2 separate regions of the Homo sapiens genome follow, and region 1 is linked to region 2. A link is a loop called in an ENCODE intact Hi-C map of the cell type or tissue named here. Cell type or tissue: PC-3. All regions are shown on one strand. Each heading gives the region's core, and the rest is flanking DNA. Links, peaks and the distances in the headings are about the cores only.

What was found. A loop is a pair of places that touch in the nucleus more often than their neighbours do. Peaks named below come from ENCODE experiments on the same cell type or tissue, not always from the same donor. Only the 100,000 strongest peaks of a DNase experiment are listed, where the experiment ranks them.
Region 1: it touches region 2 in a loop (4-fold over the local background); 3 of 110 quality-filtered maps call a loop at or near these places.

What each region holds. Positions count from the first base shown.
Region 1 is chr3:105,909,378-105,920,081 of GRCh38, reverse strand. No RefSeq gene overlaps it. Among named protein-coding and RNA genes, the nearest start is that of CBLB, 46 kb to the right of the region's middle. In PC-3, for the core only: no CTCF peak of the experiment used is centred there; a DNase peak (open chromatin) is centred at 4,361; H3K27ac peaks cover 2,138 bases.
Region 2 is chr3:105,962,783-105,973,486 of GRCh38, reverse strand. No RefSeq gene overlaps it. Among named protein-coding and RNA genes, the nearest start is that of CBLB, 99 kb to the right of the region's middle. In PC-3, for the core only: no CTCF peak of the experiment used is centred there; a DNase peak (open chromatin) is centred at 6,156; H3K27ac peaks cover 1,695 bases.

The DNA.
Region 1 (10,704 bases), core at 3,316-5,815, 52 kb after region 2:
ATTTCTCAGCAGAAACCCTGCAGACAAGGAGAGAGTGAAGTGACATCTTCAAAGTGCTAAAGAAAAATAAATCTGCTAACCAAAAATACCCTATCCAGCCAAGATGTTTTCAGAAATGAGGGAGAAATAAAAACTTTTCCAGATAAACAAAAGCTAAGGAAATTCGTCACCACTGTATCTGCCTTACAGTAATTGCTAAAGGGAGTTCTTTAAACTGAAACCAAAAGCTGCTAATTAATAACATGAAACATATGAAAGCATAAAACTTAATGGTATAAATAGGACCATATTCAGAATATTCTAGGACTGTTATAATGGTATCTAATGCAATTTTATTCCCAGGAAAATGGCTAAAATACAAAACAGAGAAAACAATAGCTAAAATAAATTTTCAAGGGATATAAATTGCAAAATGATGTAAATTGTAACATAAAAACCTAAAAGTGGGGAGTGGTAAAAGTGTGTAGATTTGTTAGACACAATCCAAGTTAAATTATTATTAGCTTGAAATAGGCCATTATAAGTACATGTTATTCACATAACCCTTATGGTAACCACAAAGCAAAAATATTCAGTAAAAGCACTAAACAAAACAGAAAGGATTCAAAGCATATCACTACAGAAAACCCCAGCAAACCACAAAGGAAGACAGCAATAGACAGGAAAGCAAAGTTTCTAGAAAACAACTGGAAAACAACTAACAACATGGCGGTCCTCAGTCCTTACCTATCAATAACTACCTTGAATGTAAATGCATTGTATTTCCCAATAAAAATACGCAGAATGACTAAATGGACAAAAACAAAACAAAGCAAAGCCCAAATATATGGTGCCTAGAAGAGATATCTTTAAAGGCACACATGGTCTGAAAGTGAAGGGATGGAAAAATAATTCTACACCAAGATGAACCAAAAGAGAACAAAAGCAGCTAAACTTATTTGAGGCAAAATTGACTTTAAGGAAAAAAAATTTTTTTAAGACACAGAAAAGAACATTATACAATGATAAAGGGGTTAATTCATCGAAAGAATTTAAAACTTGTAAACATATATGCACACAACATTGGAATACCTAATTATAGAAAACACACATTAGAGGATCTATCTAAAGAAAGTGATAGAGTGCAATACAACAATAGTAGGGGACTTCAATACCATAATTTCAACAATGGACAGATCATCCAGACAGAAAATTAATAAGGAAACTTTGGATTTGAATAACTCATTAGATCAAATTGACCTAAGAGGCATGTATAGAAACATCCCATCCAAGAGCAACAAAATACACATGCTTCTCAAGTACACACAGAACATTCTCCAGGATGGATCATATGTTAGGCCACAAAGTAAGCTTCAGCAATTTTAAGACTGAAATTATATCAAGTTTTTTTCCAGCCACAATGGTATGAAGCTAGAAATCAATATTAGAAGGAATGTCAGAAAATTTACAAATACATGAAAATTAAACAGCATGCTCTTAAAAAGTCAATGCAGTAATGAGGAAATTAAATAAGAAATTAAATGTATATCTTGAGACAAATAAAAATCGGAAAAATGGGACACAGCAAAAGCAGTTCTACAAGAAAAGTATAGCAGTAAATGCCTACATCAAAGAAGGAGAAAAGTCTCAAATATAAAACCTAACATAATACCTCAAAGAAGTAGAAAAAGAACAAACTATGCCCAAAGTTAGCAGAAGGAAGTAAATAATAAAGATCAGGGCAGAAATAAATGAAATAGAGACTAAAAAATAACTTAAGAATCAATGGAACTAAGAGAGGAATTTTTTAAAAGGAAATAATTGACAAATCTTTAGCTAGTCTAAGAAAAGAAAGGAGAAGACTCAAATAAATAAAAGCAGATATGAAAGAAGAAACATGACGCCCAAGGCCACAGAAATAGAATCATAAGAGGCTATGAACAATTATATGTCACAAGTTGGACAGCCTACAAGAAACGGATAAATTCTTAGACAAATAAAACCTACCAAGACTAAATTATGAAGAAACAGTCAATCTGAATAAAATTGCAATGAGTAAGAAGGTTAAATCAGTGATTGAAAAGTCTCTAATTAAAGAAAATCCCAGGACCTGATGGCTTTGTGGCTGAATTCTACCAAACATTTAAAGATTAACTAACACCAATCCCACTCAAACTCTTCCCAAAAATTGAAGAAAAGGGAATACTCCTAAACTCTTTTTACAAAGCCAGCATTACACTGATATTAAAACCAGACAAAAACATTAAAAGAAAAGAAAATTACAGGCCAATATCTTTGATGAACACAAATGCAAAAATCCTCAACAAAATACTAGCAAACAGAATTTAACTATATATTAAAACAATCATGAAACATGATCAAATAGAATTTATGCCCGGAATGCAATGATGGGTCAACATACACAAATCAATATATGTGATAACATCATATTAACAGAATGAAAGAAAACCACCATACAATCTTCTCATTAGGTGCAAAAAAGCATTTTACAAAATTCAATGCCCTTTCATGATAAAAAATCTCACCAGGTGCGGTGGCTCATGCCTGTAATCCCAGCACTTTGGGAGGCCGAGGAGGGTGGACCACAAGGTCAGGAGTTCAAGACCAGCCTTGCCAACATGGGGAAACCCCGTCTCTACTAAAAATACAAAACTTAGCCCAGCATGGGGGCGTGTGTCTGTAATCCTAGCTACTCTGGAGGCTGAGGCAGAAGAATTGCTTGGACCCGGGAGGTGGAGGTTGCAGTGAGCCGAGATCGCACCATTGCACTCAAGCCTGGGCAACAAAAGCAAGACTTCATCTCAAAAAGACAAAACAAAACAAACAAACAAACAAAAAACAAAAAACACTCTCCAAATTAGATATACAAGAAATGTACCTCAGTACAATAAAGGCCAATTATGAAAATCCCACAGCTAACATTAGGCTTAACTGTGAAAACTTGAAAGCCCTTTCTCTAAGGTCTGACCAAAAGAATGCCCACTGTCATCACTTTAATAAGGTATTAATAAAGAAATTATTGCCAGAGCAATTAGGCAAGAGAAAGAAATAAAAGACATTGAAATAGGAAAGGAAGAAGTGAAATTGTCACTGTTTGCTGATGACATCATCTTATATAAGAAAATCCCACAGATTGCATTGAAAAACTGTTAGAACTAAAAAACAAATAGACTGAGGTCGCAGGATACAAAATCAACACGCAAAAATCAGTAGATGCATTTGTATGCAGTAATAACAAATGATTCAGAAACTAAAGAGAACAATCCCATTCACAATTGCTACAAAAATAAAATATTTAGGAATAAATTTAACAAAAGGGTAAAAGACCTGTACACTGAAAATTATAAAACATCGATAAAATAAATTAGAGAAGATATAAATAAATAAAAAGATAGTCTGTGTTCATGGATTGAAAAAAATAATATTGTAAAAAAAAGGTCATACTACCCAAAGTGATCTATAGATTCAATGCAATGTCTATCAAAATTCCAGCATCATTTTTCATAGAAATAGAAAAAACAATGCTAAGATTCATGTGGATCCACAAAAACCCTAAATAGCTAAGGCAGTCATATGCAAAACAACAAAGATGGAAATATCACCCTACCTGATTCCAAACTATACTACAAAATTATTGTAATTAAAACAGCATGGTTTTGGCAAAAAATAGACACATTGACCAATGGAACAGAATAGAGAATGGAACAGCAATGAATTCATACATATACAGCCAAGTGATTTATGACAAATGTGCCAAGAATATGCAATGGGAAAATGACAGTCTCTTCAATAAATAGTGCTGGGAAAACTGAATTTCCACATGTAGAAGAAAGAAATTGTACTCTTATCTCACACTATAAAGAATAATAACTCAAAATGGATTAAAGACTTAAATGTAAGACCACAAACTGTAAAACTACTAGAAGAAAACCGGGGAAAACTACATGACTTGGGTCTGGGCAATAATTTTTTTTGATTTGCCCCAAAAGTACAGGCAACAAAAACAAAATTAGACAAATGAGATTACATCAAACTAAAAAGCATCTGTACAGCAAAGGAAACAGTTACCAGTGTGCAAAGATACCTATTGATCGGGAGAATATACTTGCAAGCCATACATTCAATAAGGGGTTAATATCCAAAAGATATAAGGACAAAAAACTCAATAGGAAGAAAAAAAGTCCAATTAAAAAAATGGAAGTCCACTTCCACATAGAGTATGCAAGTATACAAATAAAAGTTGCATGTAAAAGGTTTTTTGATCATCTGTTTTCTTTATGATTCAAACCTGACTGTTGTGTAAAATGGTATTGTATTAGTCTGTTCTCATACTACTATAAAGAACTGCCTGAGAATGAGTAATTTATAAAGGAAAGAGATTTAATTGACTCACACTTCCGCATAGCTGGGAAGTCCTCAGGAAACCTACAATCATGGTAGAAGGGGAAGCAAACAGGCCCTTCTTCACATGGTGGCTGGAGAAAGAAGTGCTGAGCGAAGGGGGAAGCCCCTTATAAAACCATCAGATCTTGTGAGATCACTCATTACCATCAGAATAGCACAGGAAAAAATGCCCCCATAATTCAATTATCTCCACCTGGTCCCACCCTTGACATATGGGGATTATTACAATTCAAGTTGAGATTTGGGTGGGGACACAGAGCCAAACCATATCAGGTATGTTAGGTCACATCTAGATGCCAAATAATGTTGCTTTCAAGGAACTTATGACTTGAGGAGTGAAGTCATAAACCAGAGAAGTTTAATTAATTATACAAGGCAATATGTGGTAGGTAGTAAATGGTCTGGAATCTCAATGGATTAATTCAGAAAAGTAGAGATTATGGATCATTTGCTTGTTGTAGAGTTGTAAGAAGATTTGACCCTATATGTAAGATTTAGTGCTATTACATGGCTCTAAGCTACAGATTCAAATTTCAAGAATTTTATTTACTGCTTTAAACTATAGAATTGCTATCCTATCAACAGGTGATAGTAGGAATACCAGTCACCTAATCTGAAATGTAAAGCATGGGTTAGAGTGGACATTCACTATAGTACCACATATTTTTCACTACCTTTTTTTTTTTTTTTTTTTTTTGAGATGGAGTCTCACTCTGTCACCCAGGCTGGAGTGCAGTGGCGCAATCTCAGCTCACTGCAATCTCTGCCTCCCAGGTTCACACCATTCTCCTGCCTCAGCCTCCCGAGTAGCTGTGACTACAGGCACCTGCCACCACGCCCTGCTAATTTTTTGTATTTTTAGTAGAGACGGGGTTTCACCGTGTTAGCTAGGATGGTCTTGATCTCCTGACCTCGTGATCCGTCCACCTCGGCCTTCCAAAGTGCTTGGATTACAGGCAAGAGCCACCGCGCCTGGTCTTCACCACCATTTTTAAAGGTAAAAACTACACATAATAACATTTCATGGAATCAATTATTTTTTATAAAACAACACTGATAATGTAATAATTGCTTAAGGTGCCTGTTAATAATCTTTCTCAATAATCTTTTATTATTGGCTCAAGGAACAATGTTAGTTTCTATCAGTATCAGTTTCTATCATGCGATACATAACTATTAAGAGCCATCTATTAGTTAGAAATTATCTTTATCTTTCTAATTTGTTTCACCCTGAGTTCAGTTATAAGCTAAATAGCCATGTCATTTCCAGCAAACCCACTGTCAAAAACCCTTAAAGGTTTGCTGATCTGCTAGCTTTGAGTACTTCAATGTACCCAGAAGTAAAAATTCTGGTATCTATTTTGCGGACTATTTCAGAAATAAACTAACACGTGTTTAAATTCTTTTCTCTTTGACTTCCCTTTTTCTTTTCTCTGTATTAGCAGTCAAAATAATAATGGTTAACATTTATTGGAGACTTGCTGTATAACATCAATATCGCATTTAGTCCTCATAATAACACTGAGTTTGGCGCTGCTATCACGTCTCCTGTGTTACAGGTAAGGGAATGCAAATATTGAGAGGCTAAATAACCTGCTTAGGGGCACACAGCTAATAAGTTGAAGATCCAGGATTTATAACCTAGCCAGCCTAACTCCAGAGCCCAAGCTTTTGTTGTAGGACTTTCTTCTTAGTTCAGCTAAAAATGGGGTCCTTGTCATATGACCCTGAAATATTAGGCTCACAGACACTTTGACGGGTGAGGAAAATGGAATTTATTGGGCAAAAAGGAAAGAAGGGGAAACAGGGACTCTCAGCAGAGAGAGACCCTTGATACGCTATGCTTCCTGCCTCGCAGATTGAATCCCAGGTACCTCCCAGGAAGAGGAAGGGGCAGGCTCCACCCCCTGCAAACAACGCTAACTTCCTGCACACCCCAGTGCGCAGGCTGGTCAGAGGCTTTTCGGGGTCCCCTTTATACTTGGCTGTCTCACTTTCACCACTACATGATATCAGACCGGACTGAAAATATTAACTTGAGAGAGATTGTTCTTCTCCAAAAATAAAGTATTTTACTTTATAAGGCTAACAGCACTTCTACTTTATTCCATAGACTAATCTACAAACATAAGATAACAGCATTTGGATATCATAGTGCCATCCTAGTAATATCTTAGCATCAGTTTGGCCAACAGAAAAGAATACTAATTTGTTAGATTTTCAGCCCTCCTACTTTCCGCCTCACTTCCCTACAATCCAATGTAATTAATGTTAATGAAGGGGAAGGCTGAGATTTGTATATGGAGAAAAGAATGAAAGGTTAGTTGAGAAGGAAGAGAAAGGTAAGTAGCCATTGGAGTGTGTATTTGGGACAGAGTTTATTTGTGTATTTATTTTTAACTTTGGATAGAGGAAGAAGAGAGACACAGAAGGATGTCTATAAGAGCATTCTAGAATCTTTCAGTCTGTGATATATTACAGGATATAAGGAATCCTATAGCTCACCTCAACTCTATTTTGTTAAATTTTGATAGACTTCATTAGACATTTAACTTGCTCTGTTACACACACACACACACACACACACACACACAAACTGAACTAGTGCTGGTATTTCTTCTGAAGGTTTCATCAAGCAGAACATGGACATCTTCATCTCCACTTAAGCACTGTTATTTTTTTTCCCCTCCCACTTAACTTCTGTAGTTAAGCATGGAGTTAGTTGTACAGCAGTGTTTTGTGAAACAACCTATACTTAAACAAATAAGAAAAACATAGTAAAACTTTATTCAAGTTTTTGAGTGGCCCCTTCAATCTAATTTCCCAACAAGCACTGTAACTTATATTTTTTCTTCACAAACTTTCTATAATCTTTGGTAACACTCTTAAGAGCACACAGTACCTGTCTAAAAGTAATAACTTTTTTGTTTTCACTAGAACAGAAATTAAGTGAAAAATGACTAATGAGAGAAGATCACCCCAGAGAGAGAAAGATTACTATAAATGCTAGATAATATTATACTTTTGTTCAAATTACTCCTTAGATAGCCATGTTGTGTTCAATGATTTTTCTTTAGTTTTAATCCCTGGCCAAGACATTCCTTTAAAGCCCCTTGCATATTTATTTTCATCTGTCCTTGACAACTTTGATTCTCCAGTTTTCTTTTCCCCCTCCATGTTCTTTCAGACTATCAAGCCTCTCCTACAATCTCTGCTATCTTTTGTATCCGCAAATCTATATCTCATTATCTAAATGACTTTCAGATTACCCTCAATTTCCTTGCGTTCATCTTCCTCTTCTGCCCTCTGCATTAATGCTAAAATATGCCTTCTGTGCTCATATACCCTGGACTCTGAGCACAAGTGCAGAAAATCACCAAACAAATCAAACTGTGGTCATCTTTAGTACACAATTTCAAATCTCAGATGGCTCCTCTGTACCAGTAGTTAATGTTTTTATTTGTCCTTGGTCAATTACCTCTTCCATTCCTGTCAGTGATTATTCCAGATCCCAATCAATCTTCTTAAGTTCTCCGATCAATTCCCACAATCTTCTTTCTCAGCAGAAAACCTTGATTCCAACTGCATTGATACTATTGGAGCCTTCAGATATGATCCATGTCAACTTCCAGGCTCCAAATATACAAATCTGTCTATGTATAAACCCAAGATTTTTTCCTTCTCTCCTAGCTAAGAACTCAATCCCTCATGTTTTAAACAATCCCCAAATCTTTGCTCTCCTGATTCCAAGATTCCTTGCTCTTAGTTGTCTTACCTTACCTTACCTCTTACCTCTGTATTTCCAACTTCTCTCTCTCTCTCTTAATTTGCTGTAACCTCTGAGCCCACAAATATGCTCAACTCTTCCCCATTATAAACAAACAAACTTCCCTTTAATGCAATATCTCCTTCTAAGAACCATCTCATCTTTCTCCTTCCTTTCTCATCAAACTTCTCAAAAGATTAGTTTCTATTTCTATTTTTTCATCTGTGTAATCATTCCTCACACATAGGCATAAGGATTCTTCCCCATTACAACTCTGGAAAAATCACTTACTAAGATACTAGTGACTTCCTTATCACCAATGAATAGGCAGATACTATTCTTTCTCCTTCTGGACTTTTCTGTTTCAATTAAGATTGATAATTGTTCTGTCCAGCTTTCTAGAAACAAAAACACATAAAACTTTAATGCTTAGTAGGCTTCTTTGACACTTCATTTTCCAGCTTAAATTTTCTTATAACGTCTAGCCAATCCCATTCTGTCTTCTTATTGGGCTTTCCTCCTCTGACCACCTAAAACTACTTTCAAAGACCATATTCTTGGGCTACTGATCTCATTCCATACACTTTTACTGGGAGATCTCAGCTCACTCATTATTTTAAATACTGATATTTATATTTCTGATTAGAAATCTCCTTTGAGTTTTGGCCTTGTATATACCAGTGCCTGCCAGATAACTCCATTTGGATGACCTAAATAAAACCTTCTTTAAAATTAAAATGTCGCAACTTCAGCCTATCCTCTTCCTCTCTAAACCTACTTTTCTGGAGTCTTTTATACAAGTTAGGGCTCTCCCATCTACTTTGTTACCTACACTATATTTATGTTTACTTACTACCTGAATTTTAAGTTTTCCAATTCAATAAATATCCTGCTGACTTGACCACCAAAACACATTTATCAGATCTGTCTAGTCTTATTCTTTCTTACTAGAAGTTTCCAAATTCTGGATAGACAGTATCTTTAAAATGGATTATTACAACAGGATCCTAATTAGTTTCAAGCTAACCCCCTCAAATTCATTCTCCACATGTCTATAACTGCTTATAACACTTCTATGTCTCCTCTTTGTTCATAAGTAAAAGACCAACATCCCAAACATGACATCCCAAGCCCTCTGGAATCTGGCTTTTCCCCATCAATCTAGTAACTCACTGCCATTTTTGATCTTCTACTTTATGCTTTAGCAATATTAGTGAAATGCCCTACATACCATCTCTTTCAAGCCCCTCTATCTTTAAGTCCCTCAGCCTTTATTCCTGATCTCAAATGCCTACCTACCTGTATCTGACCAATTTCTGCTCATTATTTAAGAAATTTCCCACAGAAGGATTGCCCTCTTCAATTTCCCATCATCCTGAATCTAGCTTAAAGCCCTTTCATAACCACTCACTGTACTTCATTTGCTGTGCCTATCTTCTCACTGGACCATGCCTTTTTTGAGAGCAAGGACCATAGCTTTCCATCACTTAGCAAGATGCATAATAGACTCTCAATAAATATATATTTTTAAAAAATGAATGAGTAAACTAATTCTGCCATGAACAATTTTGATGTACCAAAATTAACCTAAAAACTTCTTTAAGAATATCTTTCTCTAAACCCAGCTACCACTATGCATTTTTGAGACAGATATCTTTACTTGACTTTCTCTAATGATCATTAAAGTTAATTTTAATAAATTAACGTGATCTTTTATGAGTTCTTCTAGGAAAGCTCCTTGTCATAACATCTGGCAATATAAAATCAATCATCAATCATCAAATTCTCTTTTAAGTGAAATAATGTATAACAAGGATACACAAGTAATCTAAATATTTATTATTAGACCACTTTAGCTTCTTTATCTATGCAACTTCTTACCCAAGATGGAACTTCTAATTCTTATTTTTCATTTAAAATTTGCTCTACCTAGTGCTTTGATGACATATGGATGATTTTATAGAGAATAAAGGGAGGAAAAAGTCAGAAACATTGAAAACAAGTTGTAAGTAATCTCTTTGAGGAGTTTATACATGAGATGCAAAGTAGAGGGATGCACTGATACAAGAGCTAATATGGGTAAAGTAAAAACTGAACCATTCATTTCAGTGACAAAACCTTTGATATTTCTCATTCTGTAAAACAAAGGTCTATCAGCAAGAAAATTTCTTTATGAAGCAAATAGTGGCTGATAGGAACAGAATCAGACTTTAAAGACAAATTATGTTTGGAAGCAGCCTAAGAGTCCATAAACAGATGAATGGATAAAGAAAATGTGGTACATATACACAATGAAGTACTATTCAGTCATAAAAAAGAATGAGATCTAGTCATTTGCAACAACATGGACGGAACTGGAGATCATTATGTTATGTGAAATAAGTCAGGCACAGAAAGAGAGATGACATGTTCTCACTTATTTTTGGGAGTTAAAAATCAAAACCTTGATTCCAACTGCATTGATACTATTGGAGCCTTCAGATATGATCCATGTCAACTTCCAGGCTCCAAATATACAAATCTGTCTATGTATT
Region 2 (10,704 bases), core at 5,212-7,711:
CTTTTTTTTTTTTTGAGATGGAGTCTCGCTCTGTCGCCCACGCTGGAGCACAGTGGTGCGATCTCAGCTCACTGCAAGCTCCACCTCCCGGGTTCAGGCCATTCTCCTGCCTCAGCCTCCTGAGTGCCTGGGACTACAGACGCCCGCCACCAAGCCTTGCTAATGTTTTTTGTATTTTTAGTAGAGACGGTGTTTCACTGTGTTAGCCAGGATGGTCTCGATCTCCTGACCTCGTGATCCACCGCTTTGGCCTCCCAAAGTGCTGGGATTACAGGCGTGAGCCACCGTGCCTGGCCGATTTCAAATATCCTTGCAAAGAAAATCATTTATCCTGAAGTTGCAAGTAACTTAAAATATTACATATATAATATATACAATATACATTATATATATATCTCATATATATGTCACACATATACCATTGCCATAAGTAAAATGTAAGCTATAAATTTAGAGTTAAAACATCACAAACCAAGTGTATTACTATTTTTTTTCAAATGGAAAGGAAGACAATATGAAGACTGATACAGAACACTAAGAACTGCCTTAAAATATATATATATATATATGGATATAAAAAGGATGGGCACTTCTAGCAGTTTGTATTTAAATTACTGACTTTTAGGAAAAGTGTATTTTCAGGTAAAATGAGATGTAAAAGTGCACTTGAAATGTCTACCTATCTTTAATATTTCTTTGAGCCTTTTAAAATAGAAAAATTGTTAAGGACATAAATATCTACATTACTACTAGTTTCATTTTTTATTCCTTGGCATTTCTCATCCTGCAGAATATTTCCCTTGTATAGAGATCTGATATGGTTTGGCTGTGTCCCCACTCATATCTCATCTTGAATTGTAGTTCCCATAATCCCCACATGTTTTGGGAGGTACTCAGTGGGAGGTAATTGAAATCATGGGGGTGGTTTCCCCCATGCTATTTTCATGACAGTAAGTTCTTACAAGATTTGGTGGTTTTATAAGGAGCCTCCCCCTTTGTTTGGCTGTCATTATTCTCCCTTCTACTGCCTTGTAAAGAAGGACATGTTTGTTTCCCCTTCTGCCTTGTTTGTAAGTTTCCTGAGGATTCCCTAGTCCTCTGGAATTGTGAGTCAATTAAACCTGTTTCTTTTATAAATTACCCACTCTCAGGTATATCCTTATAGCAGTGTGAGAATGAACTAATACAGTAAATTGGTACCAGAAGTGGGGTGTTGCTGTAAAGATACCCAAAAATGTGGAAGCAACTTTGGAACTGGGTAACAGGCAGAGGTTGGAAGTGTGGAGGGCTCAGAAGATAGAAAAATGCAGGAAAGTTTGGAACTTCCTAGAGACTCCTTGAATGGTTTTGACCAAAATGCTGATAGTGATATGGACAATAAGGTCCACGCTGTGGTGGTCTCAGGTGAAGATTAGGAACTTGTTGGCAACTGAAATAAAGGTGATTCTTATTATGCTTAAGCAAAGAGACTGGTGGCATTTTGCCCCTTCCCTAGAGATCTGTGGAATTTTGAACTTGAGAGAGATGATTTAGGGCATCTGGTGGGGAAGGAAAAAAAAAGTCTAAAAGGCACAGCATTCAAGAGGAAGCAGAGCATAAAAGTGGGGTTGGAGCCCCCACACAGAATCCCCACTGGAGCACTGCCTAGTGGAGCTGCAAGAAGAGGGCCACCATTCTCTCGTCCCTGGAATGTTAGTTCTACCGACAGCTTGCACTGTGCACTTGGAAAAGCTGCAGACACTCAATGTCCACCCATGAAAGCAGCTGGGAGGAGGGCTATACCTGCAAAGACACAGGGGCAGAGGTATCAAAGGCCCATAAGAACCCACCTATTGCATCAGTGTGACCTGGATATGAGACATGGAGTCAAAGGAGATTATTTTGAAGGTTTAAGATTTAAATACTGCCTCATTGGATTTCAAACTTGCATGGGGTCTGTAGCCCCTTTGTTTTGGCCAATTTCTCCCATTTGGAATTGATGTATTTACCCACTGTCTGTACCTCCACTGTATCTAGGAAGTAACTAACTTGCTTTTGATTTAACAGGCTCATAGGTGGAAGGGACTTGCCTTGTCCCAAAGGAGACTTTGGACTTGGACTTTTGAGTTAATGCTGGAATGAGTTTAGACTTTGGGAGACTGTTGGAAGGGCATGACTGTGTTTTGAAATGTGAGGACCTGAGATTTGGGAGGGACCAGGCAGAATGATATGATTTGGCTGTGTCCCCACTCAAATCTCATCTTAAATTGCAGTTCCCATAATCTGCACATGTCATGGGAGGGCCTCAATGGTAGGTAATTGAATCAAGGGGGCAGTTTTCCCTGTGCTATTCTTGTGATAGTAAGTTCTCACGAGATTTGATGGTTTTAAAAGGGGCTTCCCCCTTCACTCTGCTCTCATTCTTCTCCCTCCTGCTGCCTTGTGAAGAAGGACATGTTTGCTTCCCCTTCCACCGTGTTTGTAAGTTTCCTGAGGCCACCCCTCCCTATGGAACTGTGAGTCAATTACACCTCTTTCCCTGATAAATTACCCAGTCTCAGGTATGTCCTTATAGCAGCATGAGAATGGACTAGTACAAGATTTTTATGATGCATAAGTATAATAAAAAGAAGAAAGCTACACAAAGTGGGGAATAGAATAGGAAGCTATTCACAAGTATTAAGTAAAATAAATGAATAATGAATTAGCTATTTAATATTAACTTAGTGTCTCTTATTTAGAGCTGCACCAAACTTAGTAGATGTTAAAGATGTCAAATAGATTATTCCAGCCATCAAGGAGTTTGTTTATTCAATAATTATTTATTATTATGGTTTTGAATTGGCCATTGTCTAAATGCCACACACCATATGTAGCCTTTTAAGATGCAAGTCTAAAAGTCTATTCTCTGGAAGCTTAAGGCTTGGCAGAGAAACAAAAGAGTGAACGTGCCTGGGGCAGAAGTGAGCATTGTGAAACCCAGTGGCAGAGTTGCATCAGAATGTGAGTGCAGTGGAGTGAGGGAAGTGCAAGTCTCAGTTGGTGGACAGTAAAAGAAAGCTCCCTGAAGGGGTTGACACCTGGGCTGAGTTTGAAAGAGGGTGTCAGCCAGCCAATGAAGGTAGTGGGAGCACTCAGGCACAGAAGATACTATGTGCAAGGGGGCCAAAGTCAGAAAAAAATGAGATAAGGCTCAGAACTGGCAAATTGATATGTGTGGCTGGGCTTGAACATGAGAGGTAGGGAATGGCAAGAGATGAGATTTGTGCAACCATGTATTTATTCCTTCATTCAAAAAATATATATTGAGAAGTGACCATAGGTCGGCACTCTTGATAATGCTGGGGATACAGTGGTTAATTAGACATTCTCTGACTTAATGAAATTTAAAATACATCAGGTCGAAAAATGTTTTAATTACTCTGTCTATCATGGTTAACAGTTTCCAAAGTGCCTTCATATCTATTACCTTATTTCATCCTTTTATCAATCTCAAGGTTAAAAGAGGCATAGTCACTGTCTAATATTATAAACCAGTACGTGACCAACAGAGGCTTGAACTATGTTCTAACTTATATTACCAAACATTTTCACAACGCATCTGTCCTGTGGCTCTGTAGTTGCCTTTTTAGTTTGCCTCATACTTTTCTTGTTTTTTTATTTTTTTTCTCAAACTAACAGCTTCAATTACTCTAATAGAAAAAATATGTATTTTCTTTTTTTTTTTTCTAAAATAAATTGGAGTTTCGCTCTTGTTGCCCAGGCTAGAGTGCAATGGTACAATCTCGGCTCAATGCAACCTCCACCTCCTGGTTTCAAGTGATTCCCCTGCCTCAGCCTCCCAATTGGCTGGGATTACCGGCACGCACCACCACACCCAGCTAATTTTGTATTTTTAGTAGAGACAGGGTTTCTCCATGTTGGTCAGGCTGGTCTCAAACTCCCGACCTCAAGTGATCTGCCCACCTCAGCCTCCCAAAGTGCTGGGATTACAGGCGTGAGCCACTGCGCCCAGCCCAAAGATAAGTATTTTCTTTTTCTTTCTTTTTTTTTTTGGAGAGTCTCACTCTGTCACCCAAGCTGGAGTGCAGTGACATGATCTCAGTTCACTGCAACCTCCATCTCCTGGGTCCAAGCGATTCTTCTGCCTCAGCCTCCCAAGTAGCTGGGACTACAGGTGCACGCCACCACGCCCGGCTAATTTTTGTATTTTTAGTAGAGACAGGGTATCACCATATTGGCCAGGCTGGTCTCAAACTCCTGACCTGATCTTCCACCTGCCTCGGCCTCCCAAAGTGCTGGGATTACAGACATGAGCCACCACACCCAGCCAAAGATATGTATGTTCAAAAATAAGTCATTAACAACTTTTGCAAAGGAATCAGTAACAATGAAGGCCATAAAACACAACTTATCTGTGGCCTCCTCACTGCCTTAATAAAAGAGGTTTCGTTAAATGCTTTTCAGCTCTATGAACATGTAAAAATCCATGTGTGACTACAGATGGTAGCCTGGGCTCAGAGGTACCTGTTGTTTGAGTTTCTGTAGAAATAGAGAAGCTTGCCATTTAAAAAAATACTCATGTACATGGGTATTTGGAAATCAAACAATGAGAAGATTCTTAATATGTGAGTTTTCCTCTTAGAGGGGATAAGTTGTGTTTTTGCATCTGTGAATGGCAACCATTGTAATGAACCATAAAATATAAATTCTCAAGTCCGTCAGATAAAAATTATACCTGAATTTAAGACATATTTCTAATGTTTACATAATAAATTTCATTTTTTACAGATATTTTTGCAGTCAGTGTGTGTGTTTGATTAAATAATGTTTAACCAATTTCTAACATAGTTTTCTTCTTTAGAACATTTTTTGAATAATTAATAAAATTTTTAGTTACATTCACTGCAGCCTCTAACTCCTGGGATCAAGTGATCCTCTTGCCTCAGCCTCTCAAGTAGCTGGGACTATATGTGTGTGCCACCACACCCAGCTAACTTTTTAATTATTTTTATTTATTTTATTTGATTTTTTGCAGTTTCACTATTTTTCCCAGTCTAATTGGACCCTTAAGAGAGTCACAAAATGACATTATTTTCTAGCAATTTCTCACTTAATTACTAATCACACCCAACGTATAACCAAGACTGGTCTTAAATAGAGGATAGAGAAAAAGAATACTGTATGCTGACATATGAATTTATATAGAGGGCAGTAATAAACTCCAAGGGACAGTATTTTGGGAAATAAAAATCACAGAAAGGTGGTGTCAGGCTGAGGGACATTGAAATGGGGGTCCAGGCCCCTTTGTTCTGATCGTGACTGTCAGTATATGGTAGTAGACAGGAGAGACTTGGCTTCCAGCTCCACTTTGTCACTTAAAATCTATATAACAGGTAGTCAGAAGCTCTCAGTCAAGATAGAGTAACAGGGACTAGATTGAGTCTCCTACCTGAAACAATCATTAAAACCAGACAAAACATGTGAAGTAAATGTTCTTCAAGACACTGACATCAGGCTACAAAAGACAGAAGTTGAACAAGGTAAGCCCTACTTTTGCCCTGCTATAGGCAGTAAGACAACAAGGGAAATAAAGTTGAATCAAAATAAAATTCCAGGGCATGCATGTCAATGTACAGTGATAGAGCACAGATCAGTGACTGCCTGGGGATATGTGTGTTGAGAGAGGGGATTGCAGGAAGGAGGGGTTAGACACATGCCGGAACTTTGGAGGGTGATGGATAAGTTCAATACCTTGATTGTGTTGGTGGTTTACAGATGTATACACATGTCAAAATGTATCAGATTGCACATTTTGAATATGTGCACCTTATTGTCTGTCACTTTAATAAAGCTGTTTTTAAAATCTAGATGCCTCTGGGCAAGTTACTAAACCTTGACTTTACAAATCTGTAAAATGGTAATAACAACCTATCAACTTTAGAAGTCTATTGCTTGGATTAAACGAGGTATTTGTGTGTTTAAGAGGCTTAACACATTACTTAGCACATTAGAAGGGCTTGGTGAATCTCCAGACTTCTTTGCAGAGGACCAAATGGTATCTATTATCCTTCCTTCTACCCCCCCACTGACAGTGGATAGCACAGTGTACATAACCATGAACTTTTATCATGCCCTATAAAACAAGTCATCACTATGGCACTTCTGTGAGTTTGTTGGCAATAAATCAATCTTCCGGCATTGCTGGGCTGTCTAAATGCTTGGCTACAGTAAATTAAGTCTTATGTGCTGTTCCTGCCCTGTTGCCTGTCTGTGGGAGCCAAACTTCTATTATGCCAAGATTTCTGTTGGACAAAGTGACAGGAGCAGGATGGAGTGGGAGAAAGCTGCAACTGGAATAACTCTGACAGGAATTTTGATATTCTAAAACTGAAGTGAAAGAATTCACAATTCACGAAAGACTCGAGTTTCAAGGCTATCTTTACCTAGCTAGTGCGTATTTTGGTGATACTAGAAGACACACCTTTGTGACAGACTGTTGTGGACTGAATTATGTCCCCCCAAAATGTATATGTTGAAGTCCTAACACTAGTACCTCAGAATGTAACCATATTTGGGAATAGGGTTTTTCAAGGAGTAATTAAATTAAAATAAGACCATTCGAGTGAACCACAGTCCAATATGACTTGTATCCTTATAAAACGAGGAAATTTGAACACAGACAAGTACAGAGGAAAGACACTGTGAAGACACAGAAGACAGCCATCTGCAAGCCACGAGGAAAGGCCTCAGAGGCAGGGGGAAAAAAAAACCTGCCATCACCTTTATCTGAGACTTCTAGTCCCTAGGACCATGAGAAAATTCACTTCGGTTGGTTAAGCCACCAGTGCGTTACACCTTGCTACAGCAGCCCTAGCAAACTAATACACAGACTATCTTTATTGTTCTTAAAAACTAACATTGTCTCTCTCCTAGTACTGCTACTGGTCGGTCTTCGTTCTTAGAGCTCCCAAGATGGTGGCAGGCCACTCCCGAGATGGTGGCAGGCCGCTCCCGAGATGGCAGCAAGACTTTTATTCTTTGACCTGGGGTTCTTGGCCTCACGGATTCCAAGGAATGTAATCTTGGGCCATGCGGTGAGTGTTACAGCTCTATTAGAAGCCGTGGGTCATGAAAGAGAACCGTGGAACCCAGCGACTAGTGTTCAGCTCAATTAGGATGAACCCGGGCACTTAGCCATGCAGGAACAATGGCGAGCCTCTAGCCTGATCCAGAGCGGCAATGGGCAACTCACTGGATCAGAAGTGCAGCAGACACCCTGCCGGATCTGGAAGGGTGGAAGTCAGTGGCAGGTCTGCTACGGCAGCGATCGGCAGTGGTTGACGGCGAGCAAAAGCTCACCTGGAAGTGGAACAAACACGGACCAGAAGAGTGCGCAGTTGCAAGATTTAATAGAGTGAAAACAGAGCTCCTATACAATGGGAGGGGACCCGAAGTGGGTTGCCACTGCCAGCTCGAATGCCTGGGTTTATATCCGGATAATTGTCCCTCCCTCTGTGCTCTCAGGTGATAGATGATTGACTATTTCTTTACCTCCTGCTTTTAGCCTAATTTATATTTTAGTGAGCTCTCTTTACTCCCTGATTAGTCGGGTGTGAGCTGAGTTACAAGCTCCATGTTTAAAGGTGGATGCGGTCACCTTCCCCAGCTAGGCTTAGGAATTCTTAGTCAGCCTAGGAAATCCAGCTAGTCCTGTCTCTCAGTAGTGCCTACCATCTCCTCTTAAGCCCAGTGAACTAATTATTTTGCTTTGGAGTACTCAATGTATCTAAATATATTATTATGTAGGCATACACTGCCCTGAAAATTTCTCAATCTACTGTCTGTGTCTTCGTGTTTGTGATTTTTCCATTGCTAATGCTTTTCTGGCTTTGCCTGCTGCTAATTGTTTTTCTTGGAAGTGTTATGCGTTCTTTGGCCTGGTACCATGCTCACATTAGGAGCATGGAGTTTTCAGGAATCTTCTTCCTCTTTTCCTACAAGTAATCATTCTGGCTTACACACTGAAATGTGCTCCTCCCACACATTAAACTTACGATGTTAAATTTGTGGAGCAGTAATATACAAATCTTCCTTGAATAGCATCAAGCAGGTTGAAAAATGAGTATATGAATTGCCTTTTTTTGAAAATTAAATATTTTATCTGTTGTTTTAATTAATAATTTGAAGTTATATTTTAGTATCAGTTTTGGTACCCAAACTTAATAAAAGTAATAATTCAAAAGAATTGAAGTGGTGGAGTCTTTCTGCTAGGTATTTTAAGTCTTCTCAAACAGCTATAACTTTGAGGAGTCTGTGAAAGAAAGGAAAAAGAGAAACAGAAGGGTTTTAAAGGAGTAGGGAGAAAAAGAGAGTCAAGTCAGTGGTAAAAACCAGTTGCTTTTCCCTTTGTAGTTATGTTCTCTACCTACAGTATGTTTATACCAAAATGTTTGATGTTTTGTCTGCTGCATATTGTTAGTATATTAGTAACAGTATATTAGGAACAGGGACTACTGCTTACACTAATGATTCTCAAGCCATGGTTCTTAAATCTTCTGCATCAGAGTTACCTAACATGTTGGGTGAAAAGGCAAATCCTAGGCCCATTCCAGATTTCCTGAATCAGAATCTTGAAGGTATGGCCCAGGAATCTGTATTTTTATCATTCTTTCAAAATCTTTTTGCTTGTTTTTTTCAGTCTGGGGACAAGTTTTTAAAATTCTGTGACAACAGGGAAGAGTGATTGTTATAACATTCCCCAACTAAAGAGAAAAATGACTAAATAGGTGGAGAAAAAGGAAAGTGGTAGCGCATAGAGTGGTAGCAACAAATAGTGGTATTTGTTGGTATTCTGTCATTGTTATTGTAGACAAAGAAAGCAGTGTGAAGCTGGAAATAATTTCTCATTACAAATAAGATAACTACTTCAGAAATATATTGTTAATAGTTCAAAGTAGTCAAGAGAGCAATATTGTTATTGAGCTCAATATGTCTAATTATAATTGAGTTTTATGATATTTAACAGTGATCTTTGATAATATTTTAGGCTATGATATAGAGATGGATTTTTTCCCTCGTAAGTCAAAAATTAGAATACATTAATTGTAGAAAATGCTTTGAACAAATAAATATGTGAGTTTTCTGTTTTCCCAGAAAAAGGAGAGCTTTATCGGTTGGGATTTTACAAATTACAAGGACATTTTCAGGAACAACAACAAGTTAGCAGCTAATTACTGTCTCCTCTCAAAAGTAATAGGTTAGGGTTATCACTGATAAATCATCATGTACTATGCAGACAGGTATGAACAGCTGCTCTGATTTTCTGACTCCAGTGTTCAATCTGCAAAAGTCACTATTAGAATTACTGCTTACCGGTTCTTATAACAACTATGACATATCCAATATCATGTAATAAAAAGTTTCTTTATTCATTATCTAACTTGTTCTTTAGGAATCTAAGCTTCAATCCATCATGTGTTTCCTGATCCAAGTTACTATCCTGGCAAGTCTTTGGGCTCATACCTCATTTGCCAGTTTCTTTATCCATAAAAGAGGGTTGGAGGCATTCCTACCTGCTAAAAGACTACACTGATGTCAATTAACTGTCTGAATTTCTAAATGCCTCCTCTTTCTGGACTCTCTATGGCTATGTCCCCCAAGACGTTCAATAAAACCTTATTCTTCTGTATTGGACCCTTTGATGCTTTCTGCCAGCTTCAACTACCAACTTTCGACAGATTTCTGTACTAGTCAGCGTTCTTCATAGAAACAACCAATAGGATGTGTATATGTATATAAAGAAATACAGATTTATTACAAAGAATTGGCTCCCATGATTTTGGAGGCTGGCAATTCCAGAATCTGCAGTGTGGGCCAGTAGGCTAGAGGTGCAAGAAAGCCAAAGGTGCACTTCCAGGCAGTTGGCTGAAGAAATTCCTTCTGCTTGTTCTATTTAGTCCTTCAATTGATTGAATGAGGCCCACCCACACTATGGAGGACAGTCTTCTGTTTAAATGTTAATCTTATGCAAAAACATCCTCAATGTTGACACATAAAACACCCTCAATGTTGACACACCATCCCATTGTCCCATGCCCTGTGCCCCAGCCACCTTATTCTGCCCACTTAACTGGATTTTATCTCCCAGTCATATCATGGGTTAATTCCCACTTCCGGTGTCTATCTCATATTCCAGGAAGGTTGAAGAACAGCTCCTAACTACTCCCACTCTAATCTTTCTGCTCTAGGAAACCAAGTATGCCAGGTTATGTGACACCTGAAGGATGGTAAATGATTAGTTTTTTGCATTAATGAATAAGTGACATAAGTGGCATTACAAAAGATGAAGTTCTATGTATGTATATGTGTGTGTGTGTAAACCCTTTTTTATTTATTTAAAATATACAACTCTCTGAATCTGATTTAGCAAAAGAATAAAGCCCAATTTCTCTAGAAGCACAGAGAATGGAGAAATTTAGTCTGGCTTTGGGATATGGAGTAAATGATAGAATGACTGGGTAAACCGGTGGTTCCTAACCAAGGGAGATTTTTTTCCCCTAGTTGTTATTTGGTAATGTCTGGATACATTTTTGATAGTCACAACAGGGGGTTACTACTTAAGAATGCATAGATAGCTGCCCACAGTGACAAATTATCTCAATTAGACAGGCATGGTGGTGTGCATTTGTAGTCCCAGTTAACTCACGAAGCTGAGGCAGGAAG